Linked DNA regions of Homo sapiens: region 2 is linked to region 1. The links are chromatin loops, found by intact Hi-C in ENCODE. Cell type or tissue: PC-9. All regions are shown on one strand. Each heading gives the region's core, and the rest is flanking DNA. Links, peaks and the distances in the headings are about the cores only.

Region 1 (9,479 bases), core at 2,972-5,471:
CATTTATTAGATCTAGGAGCTTTTTGGATGAGTTTTTAGGGTTTTCTACATATATGATCATATCACTGGTGAACAGCGACAGTTTGACTTCCTGTTTACCAATGTGGATGCCCTTCATTTCTTTCTCTTGTCTGATTGCTCTGGCTAGGACTTCTAGTACTATGTTGAATAGAAGTGGTGAAAGTGGGCATCATTGTCTTATTCCACTTCTCAGGGGGAATGCTTTCAACTTTTCCCTATTCATTATAATATTGGCTGTGGGTTTGTCATAGATGGCTTTTATTACATTGAGGTATGTCCCTTCTATGCTGATTTTGCTGAGGATTTTAACCATAAATGGGTGCTGGATTTTATCAAATGGTTTTTCTGCAATTATTGAGATGATCGTGTGATTTTTGTTTTAAATTCTGCTTATGTGGTGTATCCCATTTATAGATTTGTGTATGTTAAACCATCCCTATATCCCTGGTATGAAGCCCACTTTAATCGTGGTGGATTTTTTTTTGATATGCTGTTAGGTTTGGTCAGCTAGTATTTTGTTGAGGATTTTTGCATCTATCTTCATCAGGGATATTGGTGTGTAGTTTTCTTTTTTTTTTAATGTCCTCTCCTGGTTTTGGTATTAGGGTGATACTGGCTTCATATAATTATTTAGGGAGGATTCCCTCTTTCTCTATCTTTGGAATCATTTCAGTAGGTTTGGTACCAATTCTTTGAATGTCTGATAAAATTCAGCTGAGAATCTATCTGATCTTGGACTTTTTTTTGTTGGTAATTTTTTTTTACTACCATTTCAATCTTGCTGCTTGTTATTGATTTCTTCAGGGTTTTTACTTCTTCCTGATTTAAGCTAGGAAGGCTGCATATTTTCAGGAATTTATCCATTTCCTCTAGGTTTTCTAGTTTATGAGCATAAAGGTGTTCATAGTAGTCTTGAATGATCTTTTGTATTTCTGTGGTGTCAGTTGTAATATCTCCCATTTTGTTTTTAATTGAGCTTTTTGGATCTTCTTTTCTTGGTTAATCTTGCTAATGGTCTATCAATTTTATCTTTTCAAAGAACCAACTGCTTGTATCGGTCATCTTTTGGGGTTTTTGTTTCAATTTCGTTTGGTTCTGCTCTGATCTTTGTTATTTCTTTTCTTCTGCTGGGTTTGGGTGTGGTTCTTGATTCTCAAAGGCCTGGAGGTGTGACCTTAGATTGTCTATTTGTATTCTTTCAGACTTTTTGATGTAGGCATTCATTGCTATGAACTTTCCTCTTACTACCACTTTTGCTGTATCCCAGAGCTTTTGATAGGCTATGTCACTATTATCATTCAATTCAAAAAACAAAAATTTCCCTCTTGATTTTATTGTTGATCCAGAGATCATTCCAGAGCAGATTATTTAATTTCCATGTATTTGCATGGTTTTGAGTGTCCCTTTTGGAGTTGATTTCCAATTTTATTTCACTGTGAACTGTGAGAGTACTTGGTATAATTTTAGTCTTCTTAAATGTATTGAGACTTGTTTTCTGGCCTATCATATGGTTTATCCTGGAGAATGTTCCATAAGCTGATGAATAAAATGTATATTCTGCAGTTATTGGGTAGAATGTTCTGTAAATATCTGTTAAGTCTATTTGTTCTAGGGTATAGCTTCTTAAGTCCATTGTTTCTTTGTTGACTTTCTGTCTTGATGACCTGTTTAGTGCTGTCACTGGAGTACTGAAGTCCCCCACTATTACTGTGTTGCCATCTCTCTCATTTTTTAAGTCTAGTAGTAATTGTTTTATAAATTTGGGTGCTCCAGTGTTATGTGCATATATATTCAGGATTGTGATATTTTCCTGTTGGACTAGTGCTTTTATCATTATGTAATGTCCCTCTTTGTCTTTTTTAACTGTTGTTGCTTTAAAGTCTGTTTTATTTGATATAAGAAAGCCTACTCCTTCTTGCTTTTGGTGGCCATTTGTATGGGATATCTTTTTTTTCACCCCTTTACCTTAAGTTTGCATGAGTTCTTCTGTGTTAGGTTGAGTCTCTTGAAGAAAGCAGATTACTTGGTTGGTGAACTCTTATTCATTCTGCCATTCTGTATCTTTTAATTGGAGTATTTTGGTCATTTGCATTCAAAATCAGTATTGAGATGTGAGGTACTATTCTATTCATTGTGCTAGTTGTTGCCTGAATACCTTGTTTTTTTCATTGTATTATTGTTTTATAGGCCCTGTGAGATTGATGCTTTAAGGAGGTCCGTTTTGGTGTTTTTCCAGGTTTTGTTTCAGAATTTAGAACTCTTTGTAGTAATTCCTGTAGTGCTGGCTTTGTAGTGGTGAATTCTCTTAGCATTTGTTTGTCTGAAAAAAACTTTATCTTTCCTTCATTTATGAAGCTTAGTTTCCTTGGATACACAATTTTTGGTTGATAATTATTTTGTTTAAAGAGGCTGAAGATAGGACCCTAATCACCTCTAGCTTGCAGGGTTTCTGCTGAGAAATCTGCTGTTAATCTGGTAGGTTTTCCTTTATAGGTTACCTGATGCTTTTGCTTCACAGCTCTTAAGATTCTTTCTTTTGTCTTGACTTTAGGTAACCTGATAACTATGTGCCTGGGAGATGATTTTTTTTGTGATGAATTTCTTGGGTGTTCTTTGAGCTTCTTGTATTTGGATATCTGGATCTCTAGCAAGGTTGGGGAAGTTTTCCTCGATTATTCCCTCAAATAAGTCTTCCAGACTTTTAGATTTCTCTTCTTCCTCAGGAACACCAATTATTCTTAGGTTTGGCATTTAACGTAATCCCAATATGCTGTTAATACTTTCCAGTGCATTTTGCATTTCTCTAAGTGCGTGATATGGTTTGGCTCTGTCCCCATCCAAATATCATCTTGAATTATAATTCCCTCAACTCCCACGTGTCATGGGAGGAACCTGGTGGGAGGTGATGGAATTATGGGGGCTGGTCTTTCCTCCGCTGTTCTTGTGATAGTAAATCAATCTCATGAGATCTGATGGTTTTAAAAATGGGAGTTTCCCTGCACGAACTCTTCTCTTACCTGCAGCCATGTGAGACATACCCTTCATCTTCTGCCATGATCGTGAGGCCTCTCCAGCCACATGGAACTGTAAACCCATTAAACCTCTTTGTTTTGTAAATTGCCCAGTCTTGGGTATGTCTTTATCAGCAGCATGAAAACAGACTAATACAGTGTGTCTTTCATTTCCAGAAGTTGTGATTATTTTTATTTATGATATCTATCTGGAGATTTATTTTCTTCCATATCTTGTATTATCTTTTAAATTTCTTTAAGTTGGTTTTCACCTTTCTCTGGTACCTCTTTGAGTAGCTTAATAATCGACCTCTGAATTCTGTATTTAGCAATTCAGAGATTTCATCTTGGTTTGGATCCATTGCTCATGAGCTCATGTGATCTTTTGGGGGTGTTACATTGTTTTGTCATATTACCAGAATTGTTTTTCTGGTTCCTTCTCATTTGGGTAGACTATATCAGAGAAAATATCTGGAACACGAGGGCTTCTTTTCAGATTCTTTTGTCCCGTGGGGGGATCCCTTGATGTAGTGCTCCCCGCCTTCTCTTAGAAATGGGGCTTCTTGAGAGCCAGACTGCAGTGATTGTTGTTGCTTTTCTGGGTCTAGCCACCCAGCAGAGCTACTGGGCTTCTGGCTGGTACCGGGGAGTGCCGGCAAAGAGTCCTGGGTGTGATCTATCTTCTGAGCTCTCAGCCGTGGATATCAGCATCTGCTGTGGCAGAGGTGGCAGGGTTTTCCCGAATGCTGGTTTTGCTAGCAGTGAAGTTGTCATGTGGGCAGACTCAGGAGCTCTGGTCAGTGAGGATGTTGCAGGTGGTGGAATTAGCTGTTGTTTTCTCCTTTCTTGGAGCAGGGTTGTTCTGTTATGAGTTGCTGTAATGGCTTGAGTTGACTGGCCTCCAGCCAGAAGGTGGTGCTTTCAAGAAAGCGTCAGTTACGGTAGTATGGGGGTAGGGGAGGATACAAGCTTGCTCTAAAGTCACCTGGATAAGTATTCAGGTTTCTCAGATAATGGGTGGGGGTGCAGAGCTCCCACGAGTTTATGTCTTTTGTCTTTGGCTACCAGGCAGGTAGAGAAAGACCATCAGGTGAAGGTGGTGTTAGGCATGTCTGAGCTCAGACTCTCCTTGGGTGGGGTTTGCTGCATCCACTGTGGGGGTGGATTGGGTGGTTCTCAGGCCAATGAAGTTATGTTCCAAGGGGGATTATGGCTTCCTCTGGTGCTTTGTACAGGTTGCTAGGGAAATGGGGGAAAGCCAGCAGTGACAGTTCCCACTCAGCTCCCAGGTACCCAGCAAGGCCAGTCCAACCCCCATTGTGCTCCCCCAACAGCCAACAGAGCTGAATTCATATCCAGGCCTCCAGTGTGCAGGGATCAGATCTTGCCCCAGGCTATAAGCTTCCCTGCTGAGAAAGCAAGCAGGGCTTGCAAGCTTCACCCCTCCCTGCCTGCTGTGGCTTCTGTGCTCTTATCTGCGCTTCCCACTCACCCCCTGGATTCTGCCCAGGAAATTTCACGCTAAGTCAAAATTATTGCAAAGTTCAGCTGGACGTCTCCCTGTGGCCCTTCCCCAATTTTATTGGCTGCCCTCCCCAAAAACCCCTGTGAGACAAAGTCAGAAATGGCCTCCTTGGGGACTGGGAGTGCCTACAGGGCTCTTTCCCCTGCTTCTTCTACTTTTATATTTTGCTGCACTCTCTCAATCTGGATCTAAAATCTGGATTTTCAGGTTCCCCGGTGAGGATGTGTGTTTGGAGGTGGACTTTCCCCTTCTCACACTTTGGGCATTCACAGTTTTTCAGCTGTCTCATGGAGTTTGCAGTGGCAAGCTGCTTCTTTCAAAGGGTCTGTGAATTCTTTCCATTTTCCTGGTATGTTCCTGTGGTGGTTCATGGAGCAAAAATTTATGATGTGAGTCTCCACATGCTTTTCTGTTTGTCTGAGTGGGAGCTGCAAGTTAGTTCTACTTCTTATCTGCCATTTCTCCCCCAAACCTCTATGCAATTTTTATAAGTATAAAGAGATCCCAAGACCAATACGTTTGAAAACCAATGATGTACAAGGAGAGAGCAAGGACTGAACTCTAGAAATGGTACAATCAAGAGATGTAAAATTTTGCATGACCAATTAATGTTTAACAGATTATATAACTCTGGATATTTTATTCTAAACACTCTTGAAGGAAAATAAGTAAATTCTAAGAGCACTTGAAAATTTTGCCTCCGACCTTTGAAGCAAAACCAGACACAATGCTGAATAATTAATAAAAAGAAAAAAAAAACACAGACAAATGTTTCTACAGAATTATCCTAGCAGGAGAGGAATTGATGTGAGGTGAGTAAATTATCAGGACTGTAATGGCACAGCCTTTAACTAGTGAGCTTTGAAACTTCCTAAAAAATTTCTGCTTTTATTTTATTTATTTAAAAAAGGCGGAAATTTGTCTGAAATTGCAATATTGCTAAATGTCTTAGTCAGCTTAGGCTTCTATAACAAAGTACCATAGACTGGGTGGCTTACAAACAACAGGAATTTATTTCTCCTGATTCTGGAGGCCTTGATGTCTGATATCAGGGTGCTAGCATGATCAGGTTCTGATGAAAGCTGTCTTCTGGGCCACAGACTGCCAACTTCTCATTGTATCTTCACCTGGTAGAAAGGCAGCTAAGTAGCTCTCTGACCTCTTAGAGTAAGGGCACTAATCCCATTCATGAGGGCTCCATCCTCATTACCTAAATACCTTCCAAAGTCTCTGCCTCCTAATATTGTCACATTGGGTGTTAGGAATTCAACATATAATGCATTCCTTAAAATAACATTTATTATTTGTTTCATATTGCAAAAGGAATATGTGTTCATGGTAGAAACTATAGAAAGCATGGAGAAGCAAAAAGAATTAAATAAAAATCACAGGCGAGTTCTTCTCATGAAGATTACCCACCCTATTAACATTTTGATAGTATCCTTTCAGTTTTCTTGACATGTAGATATATATCTATATTTTTTCTTTTGCAAAAAGATCATACTATACATACTGTTTTATACAGCGCTTGTTTTCCCTGGCAGTGTTTCATAAACATCTTTCTTTCAAGTATACATTTTATTAATATTCATATTATCTGAAGGTCTCCACATATTTTTATTGCCCTTATCTTAGATTATGAGAATGTATTGTGATGACTTGAAGGTTATATTACTCAGGGTTCTTGGTTGCAAATAACAGGAAATAACTGGCCACATTTTATAGGAAAAGAGTCTACTGGAAGTATTGGCAGCTCCAAGGATGCGGGGAGAATGGGGCCAACCAAGCTCAGAAAATGGAAAACAAATGCCCACTACAATGAAGCATTAGAATATTCTACCTAAATATGTGCACATTTAAAAATCAGCCCTACCTGCTTGACTCTGCAGAATGTATTCTCCTTACTTAGATTAGAGCTAACAGAGAATAGATACAGGCTAAAGGCCAGAATGGTAAAAAAAAAAGATGAACAACCCAGACACTGATATAAATTGGAAGGGCTCCTGCAGCTTGGAACCAGAGGGGTTATTATGTAATGAGAATAGCACACTGAAGATCCTTCAGCTTGCTGTGCCATGAGTCACATACAGGACAGGCAGGTTTGCATTTTTCACTTATTGCTGTTTTTGCAGCACACGATTTTGTTATTTATTTGAATGATGGGAAAGACCACAGTGGACTGCCCTGAGGGTTGTGATAGTGAGCTGGAAATAAGGGCTGGATGACCTGAATGTGAAATGCTGAGTATGTGTGGATGTGGAACAACAGAGGAGGTGAAGCCAGGACTTGAAGAAACCCTAAAGATTTAAGGGCTGTGCTATACCATCGTGGCAAATCAAGCCCTTTCATCTCCCTCTCCCCTCCCCTACCCCTAAATTGCTAAGCCTGTGACCATGTGTTAGCCTGACTGATATAACAGCTTGAAACTAGGCCATTTGAAATATAAGATGAATTCTTGGGGATAGGCGAAAAAATATGCCATTTTGAAAAGCCGACTTCTACTAAAATCATTGCATAATGGCATTCAGCAGCATTAAAAATGACATGGAGAAGAAATAGTGCTTCGAGAATAGAATTGCTCTTAGCTTTCTTTAGTGTTCTCAGGAGTTTTTCCAGATAAATGTACTCTTGGTGGATTCGGTAAAACTGAATATCCAACAACTGTTATAACTGGGAGAGGCTGTGCTCCATACGGCACTGGGCTGTGAGTGGTGCCAAAAAAATATTAGTCTCTGTTCTCCTCCATACCCTCTCATCCCCATAAAAGAAAAAAGCCCTTAGTGATGCTTAGTTCTTAAAATGTGATCTTGCTGAGAAAATTAGTGTCCCAGTCTGCACAAATTTAAAAAAATCCTTGTGTTTTCTCAGAAAATAAGAATTTCAAAATGTTGGCAATAGGAGAGGTCAAGGAATAGGAAGTAAATGGAGAAAGAAAAAAGAGGAATCTCACATGTGTGAAGAACCTACCAGTATTTGTTACTTTGCACATGTCTTCTCAGTTAATGCTCCCAACTACTCTGTAAGTGGCTTAATTAATATTTCCATTTACAGAAGAGTTAACCGAGACTCAGAGAGGATAAAAGATTTGCCCCTGACCACAGATGCTAAATAGAATAAATCAAATTCAAATTGCAGTTTTTTTTCCATTTCAAACTGTTTCCATCGTAATTCTTGAAGGCAAGGAAAAGGGAAGAGCTGAAGGACATTTCAGTGATGGGGACAGGAGAGAAGAAAAAACAAGGCTGTTTTATATTTGTTGATGTTGATGTCTATGTTTGTAATTGATCACAATAAAATACATATACAATTATAAAAATGTGATTTAATGTAAAGAACTGATTATTAACTCAATTTAAAGATACAGTAGCTTACCACTGATTAATATGAAAGCTCTGTCTGTTCCTTACATATCCAACTTGTATTATCAGAAGCATTTTTGTGATGTCATTTTAATATATGATAAGTTTCATAATGGCTCTGTCATCTATCCATCCATCCATCCATCCATCCATCCATCCATCCATTCATCCATCCATCTTTCCTCATATGTATATCTTACATCTATAATACACACACACACATAAATATATATTCAAAAAGATTTTAATTATTGGGACATCTTTAGGTTTTTACATTATTCAATAATATTTTCTTATGAAAATATTTGTTCATTGAACAAAAGTATAAACATGTGATGAAAATAAAAATTAGTCAAATCTTACACATTTCACCCAGTCATACCCAATGGTTCTGTTTTATATAACTAAAGTACAATGTCAGAAGCCAGGAAATTAACATTGGTACAATGAGTGTATATAGTTCTATGTCATCAGAAGCCAGGAAATTGACATTGGTACAATGAGTATATATAGTTTTATGTCATTTTTATCACCTGTATATATTTGTATAACCACACAATAATAATTATATATGTATATTCTAAAAATGGAAACAACTCTGTATAATCTGCTTTATAACTTTTTTCCATTTAACAATATACTGTATGGAGTACATTTTTCAATATAATTACTATCTGTCCTACAATGATAACATTTTTACGTCTGTCTTGTATTCCATTGTATACACATGCGTCTTTGTATGTGCATCTGGGATAATTTCTTTAAAATAAGTAAAATCAGGTGGCCAATGGTTATGGACATTTTAAAGGTACTTGCTGCATACTACTGAATCACCCCTTGAAATTTATCAATTAATACTAATGTGAGCCAAAATGAATAATAATGTTCATTAACCAGTGACTTGGCCAACATCTGTATTAACATTAAAAGAAATCAATGTCTATTTGATAGGAGAAAAGTATTAATTTATTGGGCTTTAATTTACATATATTTAATTTCTTGTAAGGTTGGACCCTTCTTATGTTTTTTGAACATTTATATGTCCTTCTTATAAATTCTTCTATACTTTAGTCAAATTTTTCTATGGAGGATTTTTCCTTTATTTATTTGTAAATGTCCTTTATGCATGAAGGGTATTATTCCATTGTCCATATATAGTTACTTTTTTTGTATGTTTGTTAGGTTTTAACTTTTGTTTATAATGATTTTCCTGCACAGAAGTTAAGAATTTTTGTGTTATCAAACCTATCAATCTTTTTAAAGTAGTTTCTGCCTTTGGAGAGTCCTTTTCCATATTAAAATAATTGTTATATTTTCTTTTTGTTCTTTTAGGATTTATTTTTAAATATTAAACTCTTTAAGCTATCTGCCATCTTTTGAAGTATATAAAGTATTGAATTTAATTTTTGTTTCAAATTGTTAGCTCTTCCAGTAACAGCTATAAAAATAGCTGTTTCATTAATTTGAAATATTTCATTTATCCTAAGTTAAAAATCATATGTGTACTGCACAAAGGATAAAAGTGAATTTGAACTCATATTCATTTACCCATTTACTCATTCA
Region 2 (9,479 bases), core at 4,533-7,032, 76 kb before region 1:
TACAGCATGTTTACTATTTTAAAGTGACCAACTCATCTGAATTTGCGCAGGTCTTTCCCACTTTTAGCACTGGAAGTCCGATGTTCTAAAAGTCCCTGCAAGTCCCAGGCAAGCCAAGATGGTTGGTCATTCTCTATTTTATATTATGCTAGAGCTGCTCATAATTGTGAATGTCTTCTTCCATTTTGCCACCACCCATCTGGTGAGGTTCTGCATTCCTGGAATAATGAGATGTAGGAGTATAATACAGAGATGCCCAGAAGAAATAGAGAATTTGAGTGAGGCCTTATTGGAAGAGATTTCCAAAGTGATAAATAAGAAATATGAGTAAAATGAGATGCCAATTATTCAGACATCTCCTAAATGTTTTTTTCTGTAACCTGTAACTTCTCACAATTTTTTTACTTAGCTTTGTTGACTATTTTTCCATGGGGTAGAGGAAGCAATAAGGGAATCTGCTATATCCTGGCCAGTAGGGAAGAACTGGTTGAAAGCATGAGAATGTCAAAAACTTTAAGAGCATGTCACTGATTCATCTTAGGGTAGATAAAAGTGAACGGATGGAACATTATGTCAGAGACCCATTAGCTTCTCTACCCCCAGTAATGTAGATTTCAACCTTTTAGCGGATTGGTAGTAATAATTCCACAACCAGATGAGGTAAACAGAAATCCAGATCAAGGGAGACAATAGATTTTTAAAAAATGAAATTCATACTTTGTAATGAAAAAAAATGGGCAAAGCACCTGTTGATGCAAGCATCAGTTTTTGATTAGGAAGCTGAGTCTTGAGTCTTCCTATATACAGCAGAAAGTGTATTTGGAGCTTCCACCCCACCAGTGGGTAGTGTCTAGTGTGGATGGTGCAGTTGGTGGCTCACTAGCAAGTAGGCTTCAGTTGACTCTTTGATGCTAGGAGCTAGGGTATTATCTGAATCGTTAATTCTGTCATACCCATTTAACAGTTTTGTCTTTAACTTTGGAGACTTAGGAGGTAATAAAATTATCATATTCAGAGAGATAAGTAATATGCAACATTGAAGAATCAGGAATTCAAGGGCATCTCAATGGAATCTACTAATGGACCAAAACAAATAAGATAAAGCCTAACAAGGATCAATTTAAAGTCCAGCATTTGGAGGTAAATAAAACCAATTGTTCAAGTGCAGAGTGAGGTAAATCAGGCTTGAAAGCAAATTATGTGAAAAAGACTTGAGGGTTTTAGATGATTATAAGACCGATATGAGCCAACAGTGCAATGTTCCTTCTAAAAACGAAAAACATCTCAAATGCAGTCTTTATGTTTAGAAAACAGTCATAGATGTACAGTAAGGATGGTCGGCACAGGGTGCTTCACACCATGAGGAGAATGTATGCAGTATTTTTTTTTTTGTCTCAAGTATTTTAGTTGAGATTGTCACATTTTAAGATAAGCTTTGACAAATAAGCAAAATGTTGAGGATATCAGAAAATATTTGATATGGTTTGGATCTGTGTCCTGCTCAAATCTCCTGTCAAATTATAATCCCCAGTGTTGGAGGTGGGGCCTGGTGGGATGTGATTGGATCACGCGGTGGTCCTTCATGAATGACTTAGCACCACCTCTTTGGTGCTGTTCTGGTGATAGTGAGTGAATGTGTTATTGTGAGATCTGATTGTTTAAAAGTGTGTGGCACCTCTCCCCTCTCTCAGTCCTGCTCCCGCCACGTAAGATGCCTGATCTCGCTTTGCCTTCCGCCATGAGTAAAAACTCCCTGAGGCCTCCCCTGAAGCAGAAGCCAGTATGCTTCCTCTACAGCCTGCAGAACCGTGAGCCAACTAAACCTCTTTGCTTTATAATTGCCCAGTCTCAGATATTTCTTTATAGCAGTGCGAGCACGAACTAAGACACTATTTATTCTTTTTTACTACATTTATTGAATGCTGAGAGCATTCCCAGCCCTTCTAGAATTATTAAAAGAAAGTAGGAATGATTTTACTTCTAGAAAGTTAACATTTTTGCTTGTTTAAATATATTAACTTACTAGATCATAAAACAAAAATATTTTTTAGTGTTTGCTTATTATAAAAATTTAGAGAAGTAGAGGAAGTTAAAAGGAAGTGAAAAATATTAAAAATATTCTTAGTGTTTGCTTATTATAAAAATGTAAAGGAGTATAGGAAATTGAAGGGAAGTGAACAAAGGGTTGCTCATAGTCTCCCCGTTCATGGGTAACCATATCTTTGTGCACTGCTTTTGTTCTATGCGTTGTTTTCAGAAACCAGGTTCCTTGTGCTCCAACTTTTCTGCAGGTCTTCAAAATCTTCTCCAGCCATTAAGCTTGTGGAAGATGAAATAAAAACTGTGGAGGTGTGCATGAATGGTTTGTGTGGGTCAGATCTGAAGTGAGGGTTATTATTTTCATCCACAGTTGATTGGTCAGAGCCCAGTCACTTGGCCCACAGTACCTCAATGGGTGCGGGGAAATATAGTCAAGCTGCGTCCCAGAAGAAAACAAAATGATGTTTTCAACTATTGTCATGAACGTTTGTTGAGTCCTGGGCACTCTTAGTTGTCTTTGTTTTGGTCATGATTCAGTAAATCTGCTATTAGAAATCTCATTGTTTATTTACAATTATTTTTTGATCAGAACTAGTTTGGCGTACACCTCTCCTTTCTATAGCTGCCATTTTCTTTTTTTAGCTTTTACACTGTTGTTTGAGAATTTTGTTTGGGCTATTTTTTGACTCCTGGGCTGGCTGAGTACTTACCTTCATACATTTCTTTCACATGATCCTGACTTTGATTTTTTTAAAAAACAGTTTCACTAGGTGCAGCCTAGTGGAATGTAGTACTACTATCTAAGTGCTCGAGATTGCTTTGATATCAGAGCAGGAAGATAGAAATCTATCTCTGCCCAAATGCCTTCCTTTTCAATCTCACTCATCATGTTTTTCTGCTTCTCAAATTGTACTGTACAAATGTCTTTTTCTCTCACACACATTCAAACTCATCATTTTAAAAGAACAACAACTTTTTCTTCTGTATCTCTATCTGTTTTCATCACAATTTTTCCATGCTCTAAATTTGATCTTTTTTAGTCTCTCTAGACAACCTTTTAAAAACTACATCCCTTCATGCTTCATAAAGGGGATGACAGGCTCTCCCTGCTGGATTTGATTCCTTTACAACTTCATGGCAGTTTGGGGATTTCCCAAAGCTTGCAAAATGCCATTTAATAGAGGGAAAATGCAGCACCCAAACTCAAAAATAAAGTTTTCTTTGAATTCCTTCCAATGATAAGTGTAAGAGATTTTTTTTTTTGCTTCAAAAATAGTTTGTCATATTAAACACCTAATAGATTGTTTTTATTAAAGTAGTGATAATTGAGTATCTGGCTTGTAGTTCTTCTTCTTTTTTTTTTTTTTTTTTGAGATGGAGTTTTTGCTCTGTTTCCCAGGCTGGAGTGCAATGGCGGGATCTCGCCTCACTGCAACCTCCACCTCCCAGGTTCAAGTGGTTCTCCTGCCTCATTCTCCTGAGTAACTGGGATTACAGGAGCCCGCCACCATGCCCAGCTAATTTTTGTATTTTTAGTGGAGATAGGGTTTCACCATATTGGCGAGGCTGGTCTTGAACGTTTGACCAAAGGTGATCCACCTGCCTCAGCCTCCCAAAGTGCTAGGATTACAGGCATGAGCCCCTGCGTCTGGCTGGTTTATAATTCTTTAGAGAAACTTTTAGTATAGCTTGTGTGATATATATTTGCATTTGTGTTCATTTTAATCCATATGCGAAATATGGTTGTTGGACTATACCCTTCAGAAGTAATTAACCAGAATTTAATCAAGAGGCCACACTTCAGAAATGGTTACTATAAATGAGTATTTTACTTATGTTGATTTCTGATCAATACTACAGGCTTTGTTAATGTGTACATGATAGGTTGGAAATGGACTTTCATTGGTGAAATTTAGTGGTCAAGATATGGGGATGCCCTAGAAGATACTCCCACCCTTACATGAATAAGACAAGTTTGAAATTCAGCTAGGACATACTATCATGACTATATCACAGTCATGCGTTACTTAGTGACAGGGATACATTCTGAGAAATCTGTCATTAGGTAATTTTGTCTTTTGCAAACATTTGTCTTTTGCAAATCATTGTTTTTTTGCAAACATTGAGTGTACTTATACAAACCTAGATGGGTTAGCCTACTGCACACCTAGGCTTTATAGTATAACCTATTGTTCTTAGGTTACAAACCGATACAGCATGCTACTGTAACTGAATGTTGTAGGCAGTTAAAATACGGTGATAAGTATTTGTGCACCTAAATATATGTAAACATAGAAAGGTACAGTAAAAGGATGGTATAAAAGATTAAAAGTGGCACACTAGAACTGGGCACTTACCATAAATGGAGCTTGCAGGACTGAAAGTTGCTCTGGATGAGTCTGTGAATGAGTGGTGAGTGAATGTGAAGGTCTAGGACATTACTGCATGCTACTGTGGACTTTATAAACACTTAGACTATACTAAATTGATAAAAAATATTTTTCTTTTTTCAATAATAAATTAACCTTAGCTTACTATAACAGTTTTACTTTTTACAACTTTTTAATTTTTTAAAGTTTTTGACTCTTTTGTAATAACACTTGGCTTAAAACACAAACACATCCTACAGCTTTACAAAAGTATTTTCTTCATATCCTTATGCTATAAGCATTTTTCCATAAAAATTCTTTTTATATTTTAAACTTTTTAAATCAAAAACGAAGAAACACACACATTAGCCTAGGTCTACACAGGAGTCGGGATCATCAATATCACTGTCTTGCATCTCCCATCTTGTCCCACTGGAAGGTCTTCAGGGACAATAATACGCATGGAGCTGTTATTTCCTATGATAACAATGCCTTCTTCTGGAATTCCTCCTGAAAGATCTGCCTAAGGCTGTTTTACAGTTAATTTTTAAAAATATGTAGAAGGTAGCCGGGTGCAGTGTCTCATGCCTGTAATCCCAGCACTTTGGGAGGCCGAGGCGGGCAGATCACCTGAAGTCAGGAGTTTGAGGCCAGCCTGGCCAACATGGTGAAACCCCGTCTCTAATAAAAATACAGAAAATTAGCCAGGTGTGGTGGCAGGCTCCTGTAATTCCAGCTACTCAGGAGACTGAGGTAGGAGAATTGCTTGAACCCGGGAGGCAGAGGTTGCAGTGAGCCGAGATCACACCCATTGTACTCCAGCCTGGGCAACAAGAGTGAAAAAAAAATACATATATATATGTACACACACACACATATACATGTATATATATAATGTATACTTTATACTCCTATATATTATATATCTATGTATTTTACATTATATATAAAATATACTTTATGCTCCTTCTAGATATATATACAGAATATTATATAACATATATGGAAGTATAAAGTATATTATGGTAAATACATAAACCGGTGACATAATTGTTTATTATCAAGTATTATGTGCTGTTTATAATTGTATGAGCTAGACCTTCATATGACTGGCAGCACAGTAGGTTTGTTTATACCAGCATCACCACAAACATGTGAGTAATGTGTTGTGCTATGATGGTCCCATATTATAATCTTATGGGACCACTGTCATATATGCGGTCCGTTGTTGAGCAAAATGGCATTATGCAGTACATGACTGCAGTTGTTTATAGTCAGCCTCCATTCTGATTGGGTGGTCGGTACTATTTGTGATGTTAAATATTTTGAGCATTGTCTCTTGGAACAAGGTAGAAGGATGAGAGCCCAGCTATACCCTGAGAATGTCTACACCCTTAGGAATGTCTGTACCCTTAGGAATGACAGCAGGGGTGCTGCATTTGGTTACAGGGTTATGCAATGCTCAACAAACACAACTGTGTGCAGCAGCCCTGAAGAGTGCCTGTGTGTGATTCCTGAGATGTTCTATCCTCAGTCACTAATTTGAAGAATTCTTGGATGTCTGACTCTACTTGAGGATTAGTTAAATTGTGGTGTTAGAATTTTGTCACATTTGGCTTGGGGAAGCCTTTCCTGCAAGGTGCTATCAGGCTTTAAAAAGACAGAGGGCTCGGATTTCATCAGGTTTAAAGAACAGGATACATATTGTTTTGGACCTGCCTGTTACTTAAATGACGGGATTCTGTCTGACATGTACCTCTTTTGTTACCTGGTAGTGAGGTTGTAGAGAGATTTAGAGCCATCTCCTGCCTCTAATCTGGGTTCTTCATCTGCAGTCTATGGACCCTTTGCATACGTAGAATCCAAAGAGTTCATGTTCTTGGATATGACAAATAATTACATTTTTATTTTCATTAACTCCAGCTGAAATATAGAACTTCTTTCAATTATTAGTGAGACAAAACACTCTGGTATTAATTAGCTTTCCACTGTAATGAACAGATATTATATTTATTTTCATGACACATAACAGATAACATGTCATTTAATGTCATTATTTGAAATTATAATTGTAGTATACCCATTATTAGGTCTATTTTTAATTTATTTGTAGAGAATTCTATGTATTTTTATATCACAAATATTTAAAACTTTTTCAATAATTATATTTCAAACTGGCTTCCTTTTTATTCCCTATGCATCTTATTTTTTTGCATTTAAAAATATTATTTGGAGAGGACACACAAATGAATAACAACTGCTTTTTAGAGGCAGTAGATATCTCCCAAAATGTCTACTAGTTGCTCATGACTAGATTGGCTTATAGCCACTTAGTTCACAATAGTGGATGATTCACAAAGTAAACAAGTGGTGAGAGAGTAAGACTGATGGGAAAAATGTGGTCATAGTGTAGAGCCATTATTCTTCACCTGTTAGGTGACTGTGGGCTGGGTTAGAGACATGCAGGGCTCTAAAATCAGAGGTAGTTTCCCTGGAGGGAGGGCATAGTGGTTTTGTCTACAGCGTTGGGCAAGACCTGTCGCATTAGTTGGTGGGGAGGAATACGGCACCATTCGTCTACCCTGTCTTCCCACTATGCAATCTTTTTCACATCTCCCTCTATCTTTCTTCATAGTAGTTCCAAACACCATTTTGTAAACATATTAGTTTAGAAATTATTGAGAAGGTGTCCCTTTTTGAAAATGTGTTTAGAGAGAGACCAGTATACCCCCTTGCCTCCTTCCTTCTCCATGTATTCCACTTCTGGGCTGGTCATTCTGGGAAATACCATATATAGGACTGTAGGAATGAACTTCTAAATGTTTTCTATTTTACAGAACGTTTTTTCATTTTCTTGAAAACCGAATTCATCTGTATGCATGTTTTTATAGTAATCATTGCAAATACTAGGTAAGAAGTTAGGTATTTGAGGATAACAGTGAAAACAGAAAATTTCTCTTTTTAAATTTAAAACCATGTATAGGTCAGTGGCTTTCAAAAATTTTTGACGGTGACTTACAGTCAGAAATGCATTTTACATCCTGATCCAGTGTATAGGTGCACACACACAGGCACACACATTCACAATTGAAACAGAATTTTTTCATTTATCTCATCCCATCCATCCCGTCTCATCCCATTCCACCGTGTCCTGTCCCACCCCACCCCATCCCATCCCCTCATTCTGTCCCATTCTGTTCTGTTTGAGTCTATCCCATTTTATCCTATTTTTTAATTTAAGAAAAATATCGACCTTAACCCACTAAACTGATTTTACGACTCACTAATACATCACAATTTGAAGTTTGAAGAAAATATTGGCCTAAATGAGGTTTGTGTTTTCGATTTTTAAAGTCAGTTCAGAAGTGGCTCACTACATTTTCTCCCTCTCTCCATAGCACTTATTACAGTGAAACAAAGCTGAGCGAGGGGATTAGCTGGAGGACCTAACGTTGAGTACCTAGTATGCACTAATAATGTTATGTTTGTTTTGTTATCTTTTGTACTCCTCCAAACAATCTTGAGGAGCAGAAAAATCAAAGCTTCATAATGGCTCAAATTTTTATTTTTATTTTTCACTTCTGTATCCCCATCACCTATAATAATGAATGGCATATATCAGGCATTCAATGACTACCTGTTAAGTGAGTCTTATCCCAAGTTTACGAATAAGAACACTGAAGCTCAGAGGGGTTTGTGACTTGCTTAATATCTCAGAGATTGTAGATGGGAAGTGTGGGCTTAAAAGTATTTGTGATGGCTGGGTGCAGTGGCTCATGCCTGTAATCTCAGCACTTCGGGAGGCTGAGGTGGGTGGATCACTTGAGGTCAGGAGTTCGAGACTGGCCTGGCCAACATGGTGAAATCCCATCTCTACTGAAAATACAAAGTTAGCCAAGTGTGGTGGTGCACACCTGTAATCCCAGCTGCTTGGGAGGCTGAGGCAGGAGAATCACTTGAACCCGGGAGGCAGAGGTAGCAGTGAGCCGAGATCACACCATTGTACTCCAGCCTGGGCAACAAGCGCAAAACTCTGTCTCAGAAAAAAAAAAAAAGAAAAAAAGCATTTGTGACTGTCAAAGTCATTGTGTATTAAGAAGAGGCATACAGTCAGTCAGCTGTTAATTTGGCTTTATAAAAATGGGATAGTTTTGCATGCTAGAAAGTTTGGTGTGGTGGCTTAACACTGTTTTAAAACAAGATCTGGGGGGGAGCCAAGATGGCTGAATAGGAACAGCTCCAGTCTACAGCTCCCAGCGTGAGCAACGCAGAAGATGGGTGATTTCTGCATTTCCAACTGAGGTACCGGGTTCATCTCACTGGGGAGTGCCGGACAGTGGGTACAGGACAGTGGGTGCAGCGCACCGTGCCTGAGCCAAAGCAGGGCGAAGCATTGCCTCACCCAGGAAGCACAAGGGGTCAGGGAATTCCCTTTCCTAGTCAAAGAAAGGGGTGATAGACAGCACCTGGAAAATCAGGTCACTCCCACCCTAATACTACGCTTTTCCAATGGGCTTAACAGACGGCACACCAGGAGATTATATCCCACACCTGGCTAGGAGGGTCCTATGCCCATGGAGCCTCGCTCATTGCTAGCACAGCGGTCTGAGATCAAACTGCAAGGTGGCAGTGAGGCTGGGGGAGGGGCGCCCGCCATTGCCTAGGCTTGAGTAGGTAAACAAAGTGGCTGGGAAGCTCCAACAGGGTGGAGCCCACCACAGCTCAAGGAGGCCTGCCTGCCTGCCTCTGTAGGCTCCACCTCTGGGGGCAGGGCACAGACAAACAAAAGGCAGCAGTAACCTCTGCAGACTTAAATGTCCCTGTATGAGAGCTTTGAAGAGAGTAGTGGTTCTCCCAGCATGCAGCTTGAGATCTGAGAATGGGCAGACTGCCTCCTCAAGTGGGTCCCTGATCCCCAAGTAGCCTAACTGGGAGGCATCTCCCAGTAGGGGCAGACTGACACCTCACACGGCCGGGTACTCCTCTGAGACAAAACTTCCAGAGGAACGATCAGGCAGCAGCATTTGCAGTTCACCAATATCCACTGTTCTGCAGCCACCGCTGCTGATA

The links. Hi-C counts contacts between places; a loop is a spot of excess contacts. Peaks named below come from ENCODE experiments on the same cell type or tissue, not always from the same donor. Only the 100,000 strongest peaks of a DNase experiment are listed, where the experiment ranks them.
Region 2: a loop joins it to region 1, with 18 times the contacts of the local background. A loop is called at or near these places in 3 of 110 quality-filtered maps.

Annotation. Positions count from the first base shown.
Region 1 is chr3:23,015,159-23,024,637 of GRCh38, reverse strand. No RefSeq gene overlaps it. Among named protein-coding and RNA genes, the nearest start is that of UBE2E2-DT, 180 kb to the left of the region's middle. In PC-9, for the core only: no CTCF peak of the experiment used is centred there; DNase peaks (open chromatin) are centred at 4,427 and 4,787; H3K4me3 peaks cover 1,110 bases; H3K27ac peaks cover 941 bases.
Region 2 is chr3:23,092,595-23,102,073 of GRCh38, reverse strand. No RefSeq gene overlaps it. Among named protein-coding and RNA genes, the nearest start is that of UBE2E2-DT, 110 kb to the left of the region's middle. In PC-9, for the core only: no CTCF peak of the experiment used is centred there; DNase peaks (open chromatin) are centred at 5,833 and 6,803.